4 separate regions of the Mus musculus genome follow, and regions 2, 3 and 4 are each linked to region 1. Evidence: chromatin loops called from intact Hi-C (ENCODE). Cell type or tissue: heart. All regions are shown on one strand.

The links. A loop is a pair of places that touch in the nucleus more often than their neighbours do. Peaks named below come from ENCODE experiments on the same cell type or tissue, not always from the same donor. Only the 100,000 strongest peaks of a DNase experiment are listed, where the experiment ranks them.
Region 2: it touches region 1 in a loop (7-fold over the local background); 27 of 42 quality-filtered maps call a loop at or near these places.
Region 3: a loop joins it to region 1, with 2.5 times the contacts of the local background. A loop is called at or near these places in 9 of 42 quality-filtered maps.
Region 4: a loop joins it to region 1, with 7 times the contacts of the local background. A loop is called at or near these places in 34 of 42 quality-filtered maps.

The regions. Positions count from the first base shown.
Region 1 is chr1:162,662,934-162,667,933 of GRCm38, forward strand. It overlaps a transcript of Myocos not described here. Among named protein-coding and RNA genes, the nearest start is that of Myocos, 7.2 kb to the left of the region's middle. In heart, a CTCF peak has its summit at 2,368 (motif pointing left); a DNase peak (open chromatin) is centred at 2,378; H3K4me3 peaks cover 1,131 bases; H3K27ac peaks cover 712 bases.
Region 2 is chr1:162,547,133-162,552,132 of GRCm38, forward strand. Eef1aknmt (EEF1A lysine and N-terminal methyltransferase) reads right to left here and starts at 1,213. Exons shown (of 8, transcript NM_144877.1): 1 at 972-1,213. The coding sequence starts at 1,124. In heart, a CTCF peak has its summit at 2,898 (motif pointing right); a DNase peak (open chromatin) is centred at 1,439; H3K4me3 peaks cover 2,151 bases; H3K27ac peaks cover 1,254 bases.
Region 3 is chr1:162,567,721-162,572,720 of GRCm38, forward strand. It overlaps Vamp4 (vesicle-associated membrane protein 4), which reads left to right and starts at 2,795. Exons shown (of 8, transcript NM_001356527.1): 1 at 2,795-3,060. In heart, CTCF peaks have their summits at 2,832 (motif pointing left) and 3,034; a DNase peak (open chromatin) is centred at 2,871; H3K4me3 peaks cover 2,615 bases; H3K27ac peaks cover 1,787 bases.
Region 4 is chr1:162,355,598-162,360,597 of GRCm38, forward strand. The region is part of intron 2 of Dnm3 (dynamin 3); the gene reads right to left. Among named protein-coding and RNA genes, the nearest start is that of Gm39688, 22 kb to the right of the region's middle. In heart, CTCF peaks have their summits at 2,633 (motif pointing right) and 3,850 (motif pointing right); no DNase peak of the experiment used is centred here.

The DNA of each region.
Region 1 (5,000 bases):
TTGGAAAACATAAAGCCAGTGATAATGTAATAGTACAAGGGGATCATGCTCTAGTTCCTGTAAGCAGCAGAACTCGGCAGCTTCAGCCATGTGGCTCTGGCTCTAGAGTTAAGAATGGAAGGAACTACTGGGACAATTGATGCTGGTTAGCTGGAGCTAAGGAATTAGCAGTGATTATGAAGAGGCCAGCATCACCGAGGTAAAATCTTCTGGGAATTGTTTTCTGGGAGCACAAAGAAGCTGTGTTCCAGAGATAGCCAAGGTTGTACCTCGTGGTGCAGCTGGACTTGGTAATGTGTACGAATCACCCAGGTGGTACTGGTTTTGAAGGCATGAAGGTGTCATGAAGAACAGCTGAGGCTTGGCACTTTGAGAGGTCATGGAAGGCCACTGGTGAAGGTATAGCCTCAGCTGTAGTTGATGGCCCAGGACTGAAGGGGTCATGCAAAGGATTTGAGGCTTGTCACCATAAAGAGAGCCTATGAGAGGCTATTGGTGAAGCCTAGTTTGAGTGGAACACCCCAGTGTATTGGAGATGTCAGTACCCATATATATATATGACTACACTGTAGCTGTCCTCAGACACTCCATAAGAGGGCATCAGATCTCATTACAGGTGGTTGTGAGTCATTCTGTGGTTCCTGGGAATTGAACTCAGGGCCTCTGGAAGAGCAGTCAGTGCTCTTAACCATTGGATCATCTCTCCAGCCACACTATCTATCTATCCATCCTTCCTTCCTTCCTTCCTTCCTCCTCCTCCTCCTCCTCCTCCTCCTCCTCTTCTTCTTGTTCTTGTTCTTCTTGTTCTTCTTGTTCTTGTTCTTCTTGTTCTTGTTCTTCTTGTTCTTCTTCTTGTTCTTCTTCTTCTTGTTCTTCTTGTTCTTCTTCTTCTTCCTCTTGTTCTTCTTCTTGTTCTTCTTCTTCTTGTTCTTCTTGTTCTTGTTCTTCTTGTTCTTCTTCTTGTTCTTCTTCTTGTTCTTGTTCTTCTTGTTCTTCTTGTTCTTGTTCTTGTTCTTGTTCTTGTTCTTCTTCTTCTTCTTCTTCTTCTTCTTCTTCTCCTCCTCCTCCTCCTCCTCCTCCTCCTCCTCCTCCTCCTCTCTCTCCCTCTCTCCCCTCCTTCCCTTCCTCCTCCTTGTTGGTCTGGTTATCCCCTCCAATTTTCTTTGTGTATTTTTCTTACGGAGTAGCCTGCTCTACTCTTGAGGGGTAAACCTCCCGCAGCAGAATAGAGGAATCAACTGGCTTCAAAAGCAACAACGTCAAAGTGTACATGACATGGAAGCACACATGGACAACATAAAGGAGCCTGGCAGGGAGAGGGGAAAGAAATGAAGCAAACATGTGAGAAGAGACAGAACAGAAAGCTCTGAAGGAGAGGAAAAAGCTCAAGACATCAAAAAAGAATGTAAAATCCCCAATAATGAGAGAAGTCCATAACCCCAATTACATGAATGTAAGAAGGGGGGAAAAACCCACAAAGTTTTAAAAGCCTAGAGTGGGGCAAGACTGTAATAGTACTAAAAGCATAAAGGGAAAGTGTGAAAACAGAAGGCCAAAAAGCCCCCCCCCCAAACAACAACAACTAAACGTTTGCCTACTAACGAGTAGACAAATGTATAAAGATGAATAGAAAGAAAACATAAGAGTCTTTAAAATATTATGGTGGCGGTGGCGGCGATGATGATGATGATAACAGGGTGCTTAAGAGACGGTTCACACCAGGTTGGTAGTGCACACTTTTAATCCCTGCTCTGAGGAGGTAGAGGCAGGTGGATCTTTGAGTTGGAAGCCACACAAGTCTACTTAGCAAGTTCCAGGACAGCTAGGGCTACACAGAGAAATCCTTCCTCAAACACACACACACACACACACACACACACACACACACACACACACACACACACACAGAGAGAGAGAGAGAGAGAGAGAGAGAGACAGACAGACACAGACAGAGACAGACAGACAGAGAGACAGAGACAGAGAGAGGGGTGTTCAGTGATTAAAGCTCTTGCTGCTTTTGCCAGGGGATCAATGTTTGGTTCCCAGAACCCATAAAGCCGCACACTGCTTGTAACTCCAGTTCCAGGATCTCTTGGGGCACCAGGCGGACACAATATTCACATACATACATGCAGGCAAGCTTGTATGCACATGAAATAAAAATAAATCTTAAACTCAAGGGACAAAAAGAATAACAGATGAAACGTCGGGATTACTTCTGTATTCAAGGTGATGGTGGTGGGGCGGGGAAGAGGGTCAGTTGAATTTGGTATTCATGCTGTCGTTCGCCTATATTGGGTAAACACATAATCAACAGAGGCCTCGACAGGCTTCGCCCTTAGTAGCTTCCCTTCTTTATGTACTACTGACCTCTGCTGGTCACACAGCTTTGCAGCGTATGGTCTGGGCTGGGCCTCCCTTTCCTCCTGTAGATTTCCTCTGTAGGGCACAAGCAGTAGCTAACATTTCACCTGGGGGTTTGGGAGAGGGAGAGGGAGAGGGAGAGGGAGGAGAGGGGGAGGGGAGGGGGAGGGGGAGGGTGAGGGGGAGGGTGAGAAACAATTACAGTACCAAAATATGGATGGACACACTTTTCTTTGTAGTTTCAAAACCCACCAAGCACGAATTAACCCTTCTAGAGGGATGTGCCTAAGGATGTCACATGACCCGCTTCGGAGTTCTCTGGCGCCAGTTGCTGATCCACGGGCTAACGTCAGGCTCTGGATGATCAGTCTGCAGTTTTCTCAGTGGATGAGGTCTTATCCCAGGCACTGAGGGTGGGACCTAGACATTGCGCTTGCAGAAATGGATTAACTTCCTATGACTTCTACTTCCCCACTTTGTCATTGCCCAGCACCCCTCACCCCCAGCTGTTTCCCGAGCTGTCTCACGCAGACTGTTCTCTGGTCTCAAGTCCTTAGGATAGCTCAATTCGAAGCAATAGGCTGTCTTTCAAGCTGACCCCTGGCCACAGCCTTTGGAGCAAGAACTTTCCACTGTTGATTATTCTGCCAGTCAGAGCACTCTGCAACTGTGTTTGAGGAGGATTTAGAGCTATGGCCTCTCTGGTGAACTGCACAAGGCTGAGCGGCTTACCCTTTAAATGAGATTTCTGTTCCCTTCCTGCATTCTGGGAGCCTGCTGGCTGGGGCTGTGTTCTGTTCACTTTCTTCTCTCTGGTACATCTCTCTCATGTTTCTCTCAAGTTTTCAACAACAGCAGCTTCTCCTCCTCCTCCTCCTCCTCCTCCTTTCTTCTCCTTCTTCCTTGCTGTGGGTTTCTGAAGCTCTTTTAAATAGTCTCCTTTCCTCCCCTCTTATCCTGATGTCTTTTATGTTTATTTCTTAATTGTATTGATGACTTTTATTTATTTAGTTAAGAGTTTACTAATATTGTTCACCATTTCAAAGATCAACTCTTGGTTAAAACATTTTTATTATTTTTTTGAGAATTTCATACACATGTACATTTTTTAAAAATCCTATTCATCTCTACTACTCCCCCCATCTCCTCCCAGACCCAACCCACCTCCCAACTTCATGTTTTCCTGTTAAAGTCATGGAGTCCATCCAGACTGTGCTTGCCCCCATCCTCGCTGGCAAGTTCGTCTATGTGGGTGCTGCCAGTAGTAAACCCAGCTTCAGGATTCCAGAACACACTGAAGACAGGAGCTCTTCAGAACTCCTCCAGGACTCCAAAGCCAGATTGGGATGGCTGAGATGTCCTGCCTGTAGGCTGAACACCTATGAAATTCTTAGCCTTTGCATGGTGACACACCCTGTGAGCCAGTCTAATAAATCCCACATACATGAATATATATTTACTTATTCATTTTCTTAGTTCTGTTCATTTAAAGAACCCTGACTAAAATACTGGCTTTACCAATTTGTTGTTTGATTATTTTCTAATTCTTATGGCTATTCTTCTCATGAGATCTTTCCTTTCTGAGCGCGAATTCCTCCTCTGTGCATAGGTTTCCAGCAAGTGCCTCTCCTGTATGCTGTTTTAGTGTCAAGGGCTGCTTTAATTTGTCTTTCTCTTGGAATTTCCTTATTTTCTAAAGACTCCAAGATACCTTTGTTGAATAAGTTTGTCAGCTATTTATTCTTAGAGCTTAAAATCAATTATTCTACATGTCCTTGACTTTTAGGGTTTCCACTCATGTAATTCTAGTGAATTTGCCTTTTTAGCTTATTGCTTCTCTTTGCAGCATTCTATTATCAGAGCTACAACAGAATTTTAATTGTGTGACAAGGAGAGTCTATTTCTTTAGTCTATTTTTAAAAGATTTTATTTATTTTTTTATTTTATATATGAGGCTCTATCTGCATATATGCCTGCATGCCAGAAGATCCCATTACAGATGGTTGTGAGCCACCATGTGGTTGCTGGGAACTCAGGACCTCTCAAAGAGCAGACAGTACTCTTAAACACTGAGACATCTCTCCAGCCCCCTAGTCTATATATACTTTTAAATGTAAGAGTGCTCTATCTGCATGTATATCTACATGTCAGAAGAAGGCATCTTATCCCTTTATAGATGTTTGTAAGCCGCCATGTGGTTGCTGGGAATTGAACTCAGGATCTCTGGAAGAGTAGCCAGTGTTAACTGTTGAGCCATCTCATTGGTCCCTATTTGGGGTTTTAATGCCTCTTAGTATTCATCTTTTCCTAGATTTGAGGGATTTTCTGCTACTATTTCGCTGAATACGTTTTTCTTCTATACCAAAGACTCAGGCTTGATCTCTCTCAGTCATGGTCTTGAAAGTTGCAGTTATAATTTTCCTTTATTGCTAGCACAATGACACTTTACCCGTGTCCTTCTCCTACTTGATCCATTGAGGGTTTTTGTTTTAGAGACAGGGTTTCTCTGTGTATACCTCTGGCTGTCCTAGAACTAACTTTGTAGAACAGGCCAGCCTTAGACTTTTGATCCATTTGCCTCTGCCTCAGAAATGCTGGGATTAAAGGCATACACTACCCCAGCCAGGAGATCCACT
Region 2 (5,000 bases), 120 kb before region 1:
ATGCACAGAAACTCAGGCAGGCAAACACACATCTACATAATAAAATAAGGAAATCTTTGTCTTGAAGTTTGTAGGAAGTTACAAAATCCAAAACACCAGTTGCATCCTCATTTTTGTTTTTGTTTTTTTAAACCGTTAAAAATATAGGCTGAGTGACAGAACTGTTTCTAACTGCTCATACTTCCTATTTCCTCAGACAACAAACTAGTTTGTGAGGATTTGGAGCCTGCTCCCATCCCAGAGTCTATCTCATGCTATTTACTACTTGAAGCCAAACTTAAAAATACGAATTGTTGTTTCTCTTTGTGGCACATTCCTCCATTCATCTTTCAAAAATTCTGTTGTCACCGTCTCTAGAGGGCAAAGCATAGTTCCATGAGAAGTGATATGCCCTGGAGCCAGACAGACCTGCTTTTAAATCTCTATTTGACCACCTACTACATGCATGGCCTCCAACAGTCACTTGAAAAAAATAAGTGCACAACTACCCGCCTGAATTTGTTGAGATAAAAGGCCCGAGCATAGCAGACCTTAAGTCTCCTTCCCTACCGAAGCTCCAACTCGTCCACACCTATTTAACTTGGAATTTAACTTGTGTTTGTGGCTTCCTGCTCCTGTAGCTTGAGGGCTGGGCACAAAGCCTGAAATTTGATGAGCACTCGGCAGTGACTTAATAAACATATACACCAATAAAGTCCCACGACGCTACCTATTCCACACGTGTGCACAGTGACACAACACCCTTTCAGTCTACTGACGAAGCCACTATTCCAAAACGGGTTAAGGATGAAGTTTTAACTGAAAATCTTTACTTTTAAATGGCTATCTTTAAGGTTGCCACTTAGCCAAGATGCTGGGCAGAATCCTAAAATGATAGATCTGAGTGGGGTCCCCACGCCTGCCTGCCTCCTGCCTCCTAAACTTAGGATTGCTATCTTCAGTCCCCACAAGGGACTGGCTGCACGCCATACCTTTTCCTTGGGCTTTATGTATTTGTGCAGCACCTCGCACAGCTCCAGATAGGTCCCATACCACTCGAAAGCTGTCTTCCCTCGCTGCTGGAAGAACTTCTCCCAGTAGTCGGCAGAGCCAAACTCCTTGGAGCTTTTAGGTAGGAGATTCATGTTCCCACCGTGAGCGGCGTCTTCGACACTGCTCCTGGTGACAGATCACCCCGGGAAGCACCGGGAGGCAGCAGCGGCGGGAATCTTAGCCACTACAGGCACCATAGATTTGTTCTGCACGCAAAACCCAACCGAACCGGGCCCTGTGCAGCAGACGCGCGGACGAACCACTGAGCTGGCCACGCGCCGCTGCCGCCCCCCTTGTTTTTCTTCACCCTCGGTCCGCGCCCCACGTGCAGCAGCCACACACTCCCGCAGCTACACTCAGAACCTAGAAACCATATCCGGGTAAGAGGTCTCGTGATTGGGCAGGCGGAGCGGGCGGGACTTCCTGCGGGACTCCGGGCAGAAGAGGCTTGCTTCGTGGAACCGGGCGGGGCTGCGCGCGCAGCCTCTGTGAGCTGCGCTCTATCCCCAGCTGAGAGCGCGAGGGGCAACGGGAGCTGACCTGCGCAGGAGCAGGAGTCTCAGCTAGAAACCCCTTCCTCAGGAAAATGTGAGCTCATCTCCTCTTCCCGGAATCACTTTGCCACCGTTCTTGGTCAATTCAGAGGAAAATGACTGCTTTTTCTACTCCAAAATACAGAGCCCTGCTATTAATACAGTAACAACGGTGAATATCAGGAGACTTAACCGAAGTGCCTCCCTTCCCTGCCTCTCAAAACACAGTAACCATTCATTATGAAGATGCTCATTTTATCATTGGAGTCCTTAAATTGTCATTCTGATGACAGTTGTAAAGACATAGTTTATGTGTCTGATGAACAATACCATCCTTTTAAATGATCGTTTTATGAAAATATCCCAAGGAAGTTCCTAGTGAAGAGCTGTTTTGAAGAGACGATGAAAGAAACAGCTCTCGCGTTAAAGGAATAAGAGATGGAGCCCAGATATGACTGGCCATAGCCCAGGAACACAGATTTAGCTTCCTCAAATACCATGTTCCCATGAGGTAGCAATTGCATGAACTTTTATAGTAACAACACAGAAAGTAGTAAAACGGGACACTTACAAATACATTGGTGAGTATATTGTAAGATGATTGCAACCACAAGAAAACCTAGAGGTCTCTTCATACTTTCCAAAGGTCTTACCTAAGGGTCACAAAAGATGTTGCCAAGTACTAAATAACTACTAAAGGACCGGAAGATGTTCTAGGAAAATTTGGCTCTGGAACTGCATGCAACCTTTCAACGGCTTCACATCATTGACGTTGAAATCAATGAGCCTTTGAGGACACAGCTCCTTTCCAGAGATTCTTTTTCACAGCCTATACACACAGTGCTAGCACAGACACGGAACAGTTAGAGTAGACATAAGTTTTAAAGTCATCTTCAAACATTACAGAATCGTCTATTGGACTTGTTTTTATTTTTAAAAAGTTTCATATGATATAATCTGGTAGTGGTTTCTTCTTTCCCGACTTGTCTCAGCTCTTCCCCACCTCCTCAACTCCGTGACCTTTCTCTCTAAATAAAACACACAGTATTTTTTTAAGACTTATTTATTTATGCCAGGTGTGGTGCCATGCCTTTAATACCAGCACTTGGGAAACAGAAGCAGGTGGATCTCTTAAGTTCGAGGTCAGTCTGGTCTACAAAGCGAGTCCAGGACAGCCAGGGCTTATTACACAGAAAAACCATGTGTCAAAAAACAAAAAACAAAACAAACAAACAAACAAAAAAAAAAAACAAAAAACCTACCACTACAACTAATAATAATAAACAATAAAATATTAGTGTTTTGCCTGCATGTATGCCTACATGCCAGAAGAGGGCACCAGATCTCATTATAAATGGTTATGAGCCACCATGTGGTTGTTGGCAATTGAACACTTAGAACCTCTGGAAGAGCACCCAGTGCTTTTAACCTCTGAGCCATCTCTCCAGCCCAAAACACACAGAATTAAAAAAATAAATAAATGAATGAAGAAAAAAAACAGAAAAACTACCCATCAAAACACAAGATTAGGGCTGGAGAGATGGCTGAGCGGTTAAGAACATTCACTGCTCTTCCAGAGGTCCTGAGTTCAATTCCCAGCAACCACGTGGTGGCTCACAACCATCTCTAATGGGATCCGATGCCCTCTTCTGGTGTATCTGAAGACAGCGACAGTGTACTCATATACATACAATCAATAAATAAATTCTTTAAAAAAATTACTTCTACCAAAAAAAAAAAAAAAAACCCACAAGATTAAAAACCATAATATACAGGCAAAAGACCAGTAAGGCTAACATGTCCAAACTAAGCAATATGAGACTAAAAAGTCTACAAAAATACCCTTGAGTCTGTTTTGTGTTAGCCATCTATTGCTGGGCATGGGGCCTAACCTTAAGTGTGAAATGAAATTTAACTTTTCATTTGCAAGCTGCTATCAAATACAAGTAACTTCTTGTTAGGTACTAATGCCAGTGCCCACTTCCCCATTCAGGGTTGGCTCCCCTGTGGCTTGGACCTGTGCAGGCTCTGTGCATGCTGCCACCATCTCTGGGAGGTCACTCACATGTGCATCAGTTGTATTATGTCTGGAAGACACTGGTTCCTTAGAATCATCCATCTAAGAGGGGTCTGCCCTTAGATTCTGTCTGTCTTCTCTTCTGCCTAGCTCCCTGACCACAGAGGGGAAGGGTTTGATGAAGGCATCCTATTTAGGACTCAGTGTCTGTGTTAGTTAGGATTTTCTATGAAGAGACACCATGACTACAGCAACTCTTATAAAGAGAAATATTTAATTGGGGCTGGCTTACAGTTTACAGGTTTCATCCTTTATCATCATGGCAGGAAACATGGAAATATACAGGCAGACATGGTGCTGGAGATGTAACAGAGAGTTCTACATCTTGATCTGAAGGCAACAAAAGGAGACTGTGTGTCATACTGGGCATAGCTAGGGTATATGAGACCTCAAAGCCCACCCACAAAGTGGCACACTTCCTCCAACAAGGCCTCATCTACTCCAACAAAGACTCACCTCCTAATAGTGCACTCCCCTTGGATCAAGAATTGCTCCAAGTGCACACATGTCTAGGAGAGCCATTCCTGTTCGAACTACCTCAGTGTCCAAAATCTCTGTCTCTGCACATTGTCTAGTTGTGGATCTCAGTAGATTGATGATGTCTTAGTTAGGTTTTTACTGCTGTGAACAGATACCTTGACCAATGCAAGTCTTATAAAGAACAACATTTAATTGGGGCTCGTTTACAGGTTCAGAGATTCAGTCCAGTATCATCAAGGTGAGGACATGGCAGCATCTAGGCAGGCATGGTGCAGGCAGAGCTGAGAGTTCTACATCTTCATCTGAAGGCTGCTAGCAGAATACTGGCTTCCAAGCAGCTCGGATGAGGATCTTAAATCCCACACCCACAGAGACATACCTACTCCAACAGGGTCACACCTAATAGTGCCAATCACTGTATCAAAGATATACAAACCATCACAGATGAATTGCCCCACCCTCAACCCCTAGCAAAGTTTTATTTTAAATGAGTATACTGTCACTGTCTTCAAACTCACCGGAAGAAGGCATTGGATCCCCTTATAGATGGTTGTGAGCCACAATATGCTTGCTGGGAATTGAACTTAGGACCTCTGGAAGAGCAGTCAGTGCTCTTAACCACTGAGCCATCTCTCCAGCCCCCACTCCCCACCACCACCACCAAAGTTTTGATGTTTTAGTTCAGTGGTGAGACCCAGAGGTCTGTTTCTAACAAGTTGCCACGTGAGGCTTTACGGATGTTACCTCTGAGCTACTGTCAGATCCTTGAAGGCTTGCCCCTTGTAAACCACTACTTTAAAATGTAATTGAGTCATGAGTGAAAATGGATATGGTGTGAGACAGGATAGAAAGGCAGGACAAATTAAGGGGACACTAGA
Region 3 (5,000 bases), 95 kb before region 1:
CAGAGTCACAGACAGCCGCCACTCCATTTGTTAGGAGACCAACGTGAAGACTAGGCTGCACCTCTGTGCTGCAAATGTCTAACAGTCCGAGATCCAGCCCCCGTATGCTCTCTGGCTGGTGGTTAGTTGACTCATGTCTAACAGTCCGAGATCCAGCCCCCGTATGCTCTTTGGCTGGTGGTTAGTTGACTCTGTAGGTACTGTGTCCTTGACTGTTCTGGCTGTCTGCTGTTTCTAAGGCAGCCACTAGAAATACTAAGGGTCCAGGCCGGTTATGGTTGCACCTGCCTTTAATCCCAGTATTTAAGAGAGAGAGGCAGATGGATCTCTGTGAGTCTGAGGCCAGCCTGATCTACATAGTAAGTTCCAGGACAGCCAGGGCTACATAGTAAGACCCTGTGTCAAAGCCCAGCACCTTTAGGATGCTTTCCTTTCTCCTAGAGCAGTGCTTCTCAGCCTTCCTGATGCTGCCACTCTTTTAACACAGTCGTTCATGTTATGGTGACCCCAACCATAACATTATTTCACTGCTACTTCATAACTGTCATTTTGCTGCTATTACAAATCAGGATGTAAATATCTGTAGTTTTCCGAAGGTCTTGGGCAACCCCTGTGAAAGGGTTGCTTGATACCCTTCCCAAAGGAGTTGAGACCCACAGGTTGAGAACCACAGCACTAGGCGAAAGACACTACTTGAGTGGTTAACGTGTGTGCATGCAGAGTCTGGTGGGATTCCGAGTCAATGTAAAGAAGACAGACACAATGAAGGCAGCCATGCCTGCCTCTCATACTACCTTGATTTACCTGTGGGTTCAAGCAAGTAAGGATTCAAATGATCAGTGCTTTTTAATGAAAGTGGTTTCTAAGTTCTTGTTACAGAGATATTTGTAATCATTCATACTTACTGGTAATATGTGACTGTGGTGGTTTGAGTAAGTATTGCCTCAGGAAGCTGACAGCTTTGAATGCTTGGTCATTAGGGAGTGGCACTCACTACTTGGCAGGGATTAGGAAGTGTGCTCTTGTTGGAATAAATGTGGTCTTGTTGGAGGAACTGTGTCACTTGGGGTGGGCTTTGGGGTTTCAAATGTTCAAGCCAGGCCCAGTGTCTCTTTTGCCTGCTGCCTGCAGATCCAGAAATAGAACTCTCAGCTCCTCTCCAGCACCATGTCTGCCTGATGCCGCCATGCTGATAATGGACTAAACCTCAGAACTGTAAGCTAGCCTCAGTGAAATGATTTCTTTTATAAAGGTTGCTGTGGTTACAGTGTCTCTTCACAGCAATAGAACACTAAATAAGACAGATACTCACGCTGACCATAGAAATCACATTTCCTAAGTTTTCACAAATGCTAGTGATAGTCAAAGGGTCTCTCCCACATTACTAAAGAAGAGTGGGGGCATATGTTCCTGGCCCAAAAGCAATCAAAATAAGTAGCCAAATTAAGGCATTATGACTAAATACAAAGAAAAATAACAGATTACTCATAAGAATAATAAGGCATGTATGAATGACATGTCCATTGTAGCTCTACTATCGTATTTCCTTATGCTGTTAACAGACAAGGACATTAACTAGCTAAGGAAACAAGGCAAGGAAGTTCGGCATAGTAAGCAAATATACGGATAAAATCATCAACTGAAGGGGCTGGAGAGACGGCTCAGTGAGAAAAGGCACTTATCCTTCTTGTTAACGACCCAGGTTCAATTCCTAGCACCCACATGGCAGCTTGCAACAGCCTGTAACTCCAGTCCCAGGGGATTTGAAGTCCTCATCTGATCTTTAAGAGCATCAGGCATACACATAGTAGTGTATGCACATATATGCATGCAGCCAAAAACACCCATACACATAATAAATCTTTTAAAAACATTAAATAAATAGAAACAAACAAACAAAAGACCACCTCTGGGCTGTCTAGTGACTCCGTGATAATCTCACTACCATGCCCTGCCAGAGACACAGACTAAGATACCTTCTATCTGGGCAGGCCATTTCAGTCCAAGTCAGCCAAGTTGTGAGGAGAAAACTCTCAACCAGTGAGCCCAACAGCAACCCTAACTAAAGATCGGGTGAAAGAGGGCTTTCTCCTGGAATTTTCCTCCTCCGGTTTGTTTTCTTGTCCCTGAGCATCTTTTCTTATTTTTGTGTCTATCAAATAACTGGCAATATATTTCCCCACAGTTTAAAAACTCTTAACAAAGGACTAATAACCATTAAGCTTAAAAGACTTGGAGGAGGATAAATTAAAAAAAAAAAGAAAAGAAATACACATTTCTACAGTTTTGGACTAAGTCTATCAACGCCAGACTTCTTTAAATAAATATGTCAAGCAGAGACTGTAAAGGAGATGAATTATTGGCAGAATGGCAATGTAAGGGTGGTTTCCCGCCTGAATCCCTATGTTTGGATCCTGCCATTTAGGCTACAAGCAAAAGGAATGAAACTGAGTAACCCTCAGCAATTTTGTAAATGGTATCAGACAGATATTTTATCACATGCGGCCCCTTTTACTCAGGTCCCTCAGACAGCCCGCAAAGTAGCATCTTCTACGGGACCTACATCCTAGTCACCCTTTCAGCTCCAGTTGAAAGACTTCTCAGCGTTCCCTACTCATCCCATGTACAACCCACGTGCTCCTCCATCGGATCTGAACGTCACAACCCCGGGGGATTCTCCCGGGTTCAAGAAAGACGGAAGCGATCGACCCGCTCAGGGTCTCCATTGCCTGAACATGTCCCCTCCGCCAGAAGACAAGACCCGGAGCGCCGAGACGCTCGATCTCCGTTGCCTGAGCCTGCCCCCTTGCGCCCTCTCCAGGACTCGGAGTACCGAGCGGCTCGATCTCCCTCGCCTGAGCCCGCCCCCTCTGCCCAGCGCCAGGCGGCGGAGCGCCGAGTCGCTCGATGAGCGGGGGCGCTGCAGCAGAGCGGAGCGGTGGCGGCTCTGCGCCTTCGGCCTTCCCCCTCCCACCCTTCTTCCTCCGCTTCCCGCTCCCTCCCCCGCCTGCCCTGCGCTGCCAGCAGGGACTGCTGCCGGGAGCCCATCGGAGACCGCAGGTATCCCGCCCCGGCGCGCCTGAGCAGGCAGGAAGCCAGGCGACGCCCCTGCCTACCGCCCCCAACGTCCGCTGGGGCTGGGAACCGGCCTGCGCGAGGGTCGGGTCGCGAGTGGGGAAGGCCGGGGGCCCGGGGTGTCCTGAGGAAGGGGCGCGAGGACTGGGGAGGGGCTGGGGCGGCCGAGGAGCTTTGAGATCGAGTTGCCCTCCAGGGGGAGAGCTGTTCCCGAGGGGGCACCTGTACGGGGAGTCGGGGGCCAGAGTTCCGAGCAGATGTCGGGGTGCGTGGCCTGGGGTGGCGGCGGCGAAGGGAGCCGAGGAATTGGCCAGAGAGGCTCGCCTGAGGTCCTTCCTCGGGGGTTCGGAGAAAGCGCGCATCCCCGCTGTGCTTAGAATGACCCGGGGGTGGAGGTGAATCCTTACACGTAACAGGTTTTGCGAGTAAGATTTCCAGTCACGATTTGCGTGGAACTGTTACCAGCCGAGACTGCAGATGAGAAATGAGGAAGAACTGGCGAGGGGGATGGAGGCTGAGCAAAGGAAAGCCGTGCCCAGCCAGATTCGAGCTTTTTTAGCGAAATGAAATAGAGCTTGTTTTGTCGAGGTAAAAAGCCAGTGTAGATTAAACAACAGGTTAGAAGTGCGTTACATGTAAAGCCACGGAATAGAGAACGTACTACAGAAGATGCATACGAGAGATTTGAGCAAGCGGGGAAGTACACGTAAGAGTCGTGCGATGTTGACACTTCAGTGAACCGTGTGGTGTTCCATCCACGACGTGGAAAGACATCACGATGACTCTTACTACGTAGACACGTTAACGACAAGAATATTTTTGGTAGGAGGAACTGTAGGCAGAATGGAGTCAACTCTGATTTCTGAGTACAGTTTATTTACGCTACTTATTTTTAATCTGTAAATATCATTAGTTGCGGGTAGTTCCAGGGTAGCTCGTTTATCTATCTGCTGATTTGCTGGTGGTTTGTTTATTTGTCTAGCCTGAGTTTGCTTCCTTCCTCAAACTGATAGCTTGGATTTTAGAACTTGAATAAGAGGTTTACTCCTCATTACGTTTTAGTGTCATACCGTGTAAAGACATTTTGTGAATTTGCTTGATCCCTCTCTCCTGTTGGCTAAGATCAGCTTTTGCTGTTAGCTAAGATCAATATCTGTTATCAGCCAGTTGTTTCTTTTGGGCTGTCAAGGATATAAATATATCGTCCAGATACAGTTTAAATCTCATTTTCTCCAGTTCTTGCCTTATCAACTTTTTCCCGGTGCATTCTGTAATATTTCTGCATGAAATTTATTCTGAGATTAAGATGTAAGGAATAAAATGGGCCAGATGATTCTAACGGAAGTAATGTGGAATAAAGACCCCCAGGGCTGTGACTCATGCATGGATGGATAGCAGCTATGTTATAAGTGAAGTTGTTAGTTTAAAAACAACAGGAAGCTGACTTCAATGATATTACTTTGATTCGGGCTTCTCTTAGTGCCTTACCATCAATAAACTGATATCTAAATTATTTAAATATGTTTGTTTGTTTTTTATAGAAGATAGGTTGTTATAAGAAAGGATACCTTTCTAAAACAGAGTTCTAGAACACGATGGCAACTAAATGACTAAATATTAAAACTGATAGTGCATAGCCACTTATTGGTCTGTTTGAGTGGTGTGACATAACACAGTTATCTTAGTAAATTTTCTTAATGCTTACTTGAAAGAAGTGTCAAGAATAAAAGAAAATGCATTATGTAACTCGATGCTAAGAATGCTTCTGTTACTGAAGATGCATACATGGGTTTAGCACGTACTAAGCATCTTAGGCTTTTATAGATTTTTTTAGTCAGTCATCATCTGCTCCAAAATACTGGAAATGTATATTTGCATATAGCCACTCCCCTAGAAAAATTTGATTATGTTGCATACTCAAGTAT
Region 4 (5,000 bases), 310 kb before region 1:
AAAATCAAATTACCAATGTTATTCCTCAGCTATCAAAACAACTCAGCAGTTACTAAGAATAATGATGCCCTAAAAAATGGCAAATTTGCTAATTTTTGCGTAACAGTGAAGTCCTATAAGAAGTCCCTGCACCATCAAGCCTAACAAATGGTTAGACGTAATTGTGGCTGCCTAAATGATAGACCAAACAAAACATGGCACCCTGCTATTTAAAACCTTAGATCTGGAGTGCACGCAAGACCTCCCCACTAACACTGTACTACTGACATCTCCTCTTTCAACATCACCATCCCCTTAGGATGAAGGCTGTTACACAAACACAACTTCAGGAGCAAGGTGACTTAGAAACAGTATTTGCTCAACTCTTTTAAAATGTAGTATATTAGATTTAGCAACATACTATTCAAAATACCATATCAGTTTGCATATATAGAAGTTTTCTCAGGAAAAAATAGACAAAGTATTATATCAAAAATATTTGCCTACAGTTGTTTGATTGGTTGTTTGGCTTTTTTTGTTTGTTTTGGGTTTTTTTTGTTTTTGTTTTGTTTTAATTTATTTTCATTTCATCTTTTTTGAAACAATGTCTGGCTATATAGTCCAAGCTGGTCAAAATTTTTTTATGTATCCCCAGATGGTCTCAAACTCCTGCCTCAGCCTCCTAAACACTGGAATTACAAGGTCTGCCAACACTTTCCAGCTGCTATACCGTCAGTTTTGATGCCCACTTCTGAAGATATCTGTGAAAACAAAACTTTACAAGAGCTGTAACACTAAACAAATCTTGGAAGATATTTTCATTGCTCCAAGCTGAAGAAATGTTCCACCAAACATATAATAAGGCTGAGCATCTTGAGCCCAGTGGATACTTAAGCTAAGGATAGACATCTTCTCTACATTTTTTGCCAGAGACATTGAAGATCCATCTACTAAAACTGGCCAAAACCAATGGGGATGTCGTTTTAGAATGTGGTCCCTCTTTATCAAGCACCTTAGCATTGCCTTGAGAAACCACTGAGAATGTAAAGCTAACACAGGCTTTGTGGAGGAGGTATGAGTCTGCACTTAAAATGCTAGGACATGCAGAGATAGAGACGTGGGAAAGGACAGGAAGTGGAGCGGGAACAACTGAAGTGTGGGAAGAAATTCGTGCTGTATATGAAGAAAGAAGAAATCAGAGTCTTCATTACATCAACAGATCCCTGGCAGAGGCTTCTGTCTGGAACCATTCTCTGAGGGTGAACGAAAGATTTAACCTCTTATTTGAGGGCTTAAAAATCAGTTTTAATTGGAAAATAATTCTTTATGCTTACATAACGTCAGTTTCCTTCTCTCATTCCATTGTTTCAACCATTGCCTTCTAGTGCTGAATGACAAAAGTCTGGCAAGTGGGGAAGACCAGGGACTAATCTGAATGTCTTCTCAGAAGTCACCTCCTTCTTGGGGCTCTCATCACCTGCCCTTGCTTATCTGACCACTGTTCCCATCTTCTAACAGCAGACAGACAGTTCCCATCTCCTCCCCAGCAAGGGGAGTGAAACAAGGACTCCTGAAGGAGACTAAGGAGTTCTGCTTCAAGCCACCAATATTTTGAATGACCTTGCTTCCCAAATGCTAGCGTGACAATCACAACCTAGCAGAATTGCTGTCTTTCCTGTCAAGATGTGTCGACAAAATTTCTGTCCTCTTTAGGTTCTCCATATGACAATCAGTCTCTGTTCTCTGCAAAATACCAAACTAGCTCAGGCTGTGCATCGTCTAGATGTTGGTGAACACCCAGTAACGGTTTATAGAGCTTTGGCATCTGTCCTGAAGAGATCACTTTGTTTTCCCTACAGCACCACAAGATGGGGCCTTCATATCATTATCCTTTCACTTGCAGGAATGTGAGCATTTGAAGGTAAGTATAAGGCCCACGAACAGGAAGAAAAAGAAAAAAATCAGATTTCAAATAAATAAATAATATTAATATGAGAAATGGTTCATATCTAGTTCAGTGATGTATGGGTGTTGACCATGGGCAAGGCCCTGAGTTTGATCCCCCAAACACAGTGGAGAAGTAGAAAGTAATCTAAAAATAAAATAAAATAAAACTCTCTATATTCCAGTCTGGTATAATCCTTGGAAAACGCACACCTGAGCACCTGCCACTGTGCTGTTACTATCAGAAGCTCCTAGGGTCTCTCTTGTGGCCACATCTTCCTTCACCTGTTAGTAAATCTGAGTAGAATAACTGGTCAAACTGCAGAGAATAAATGACTGTTGACTGCTTGGCCCTGTGTCATACCCTCTAAGACCGAGGGTGCATCATGGAAAAGGGGAGGGAAGTCCATAAGACCTGGGGGGGGGTCTATAAAACACTGTCTTCTGGATATGCTGTGGTTGATGGAGTCGTGAAGCGTAGCAGCTGGGGTGGTTGTACAGGACCTTCATGTGATAATATGTCACGAAAGTACAAGAGACTGGTTGAGAAGAGTAATGTCTTTAGGCGTATGAGGGGGGATAAAAGAGAGCCAGAAGGATTGAATATGTTTATAATATATTACACAATTGTGTCAAATTGTCAGTTAAATTAATAAAAACTTACCACTGACAATTTGTGTAGCACAAAGCGGGTCTCCTTGGTCACCACTAGATGGCACCTACTCGCTCTTTCTGCAGGAACCCAGCCAGCGTCCTTCCAGAAGGTTAGAAAATCACTGAGGTTGCCAATTTCGATTTAAATTCACTTCTGGACTCCAGAAAATACCTTTATCCTAGAACTTGGAGAGTTTCTGCGTGCAGGATTATCAGAAACCTTTGTGTCCCACAAATGGATTCTGCGATGTCTTTATTTATACTTAGTTAATTGAAGAATCCTCTTTAAAATCTACTTGCAGAAACTGAGGCTTAACAGAGGGGGAAGAAAACCACTGCTCGCAAGGTCACTATGTAATGAAGCTACGTGGTAGCAATGTGTACCTGTGTACCTGCCAGTTGGCAAGAGTGGCAGAGACAATGAAAGACAGGGGGGTTGGAAAGACATGGGGGGCTGGGAAGACAGGGGGGCTGGATATTGTGGGGAATTCTGGAGCAATATTTTGAGGCTTCTTTGATATGATAAAGTGGCATTTGAGCAACAATTGAAGAACAGGAGGGAGCAAGCTATCTCTGTGTGTAAGAGCATTTAGACAGAGTGATTGCAGTCACGGCATGCTGAGCTTGCTAGAGAGGAGAATGAAGGCAGCTGTGGTTGGAGGTAGGAGCAGGCTCGGATGATGGAGAGCCATTCATTCTAGGGGACTTTGTGCTTACCCTGAGTGATAATGTAGACTACAGAGGGACAGGGGCTAGGGAGAAAATATGAAGACATTGAAATGAGTGGCACTGGATGCTGGATTAAGGGGGACACAATGGGGAGCTAGAGGAAGCAGACACTATAATAATCCAAGTAATAGCAGAAGGGGCTTGGAGCAACTCTTGGACACCAAAGAGTTGAGAAATGGTTGAATTCTAACATACTCTGAAGGGAAGAGAAGATGATCTACTGATGGGTTCCCGTTGGGCTGCAGGAGAAGAGGGTGCTAACAGTGGCTTCACAGGAATCCACCTCAGCAATCAGAAGAATTCTGAAGTAGAAGAAACTGGAAGGAAGGGCCTGGGACAGGATGGGGAAGGAGGCAGAAATGAGGAGTCCAAGGTGGGAACTCACTGAGCTGCATGTGAGCATGCACATGCATGCGCGCGCGCACACACACACACACACACACACACACAGGGCATCTACTCCCGATGAGGGTTGTACCAATGCAGTTGGTTCAGTTTAATCCAGTGTGTGTGGATGCTGCAGACTCCCCCAGAAGATGGCAGCCAAGAGCTTGCAGCCAAAACAACAAGGTAGCTTTTTCTAATTAGCACAGAAATGCCTCTGGGGCTACATTCCTAGAGTCTGTCATGCAGGGAGAAGTCTGAGCTAGATAAACATATATATTTGGAACTCGTTATATTCAGAAAGGCTCAGGGCACTGGGCCCCGGTGTGGTAATCGGAAACAGAGGTGGAGGGCTGAGAGAAAACTCAAGAGAGGTGAGCTGAAGTCCAATAGAAAGGTGAAGACCTTCCAGGTCCTTCAGGACATTAGTAAGAAGCCACAGTGGAAGTGTGGGAGAAAGGATAACTCATTTGGGATTATAGGAAAGCAAAAAGCCAGGAAGTAGAGACCGATGATCAGCAACGCTGTTAAGGAGTTTTGTTGTGAAAGCAAGAGAACTGTGGCCTGAGTCTGGGACAGAATGTGAAGTCAAGAGAGCGCCCTGGGATACATGCAAACAAACAGCGTGTTCACAGGTGAACACTGACAGCTTCTGTCGAGTGTTACAGGAGAAGTGACAACGTAAGAGCAAGAAGCAGGAGATGCTGAAGCTGTGTCTCAGGGAAGAGGCAGTGAGAGGCCAGAAAGAACAAGACAACCCCAGCAGCCCATCCATAAAGTGGAAGGAAACAGCAGGTTGGAGTGAGGCTGATGGGGGGGGGGTGACATCCACCCTTGAGGGTGAGAACTTGTCATGCATGTCTCAAGTCAGTGACTGAAAACATTTCTGGAGCCAGCTAGATGGCTCAGTGATGCTAAGGCTGATGACCTGAGTTTGATCCTGGAACCCTTACAGTAGAAGAGGGCCTATATCCTCAAATTATCTTCTCTCTCTCTCTCTCTCTCTCTCTCTCTCTGTGTGTGTGTGTGTGTGTGTGTGTATATGTGTGTGTCTCTCTCTCTCTCTCTCACACACACACACACACACGAACACACAAAAAATACAAACACACAGGAACACACAAAAATGCAAACATACAAGAACACACTATGAAATAAATGTAAAATAAATGTTTGGTTTGGTTTGGTTTATGGGCTGGAGAGATGGCTGAGTAGTTAAGAACACTTACTGCTTGTGCAGAGGACCTGGGTTCAGTTCCAGGCGCACACATGGTAACTCATGTATCAGTAACTAGAGTTCCTGGGGATCA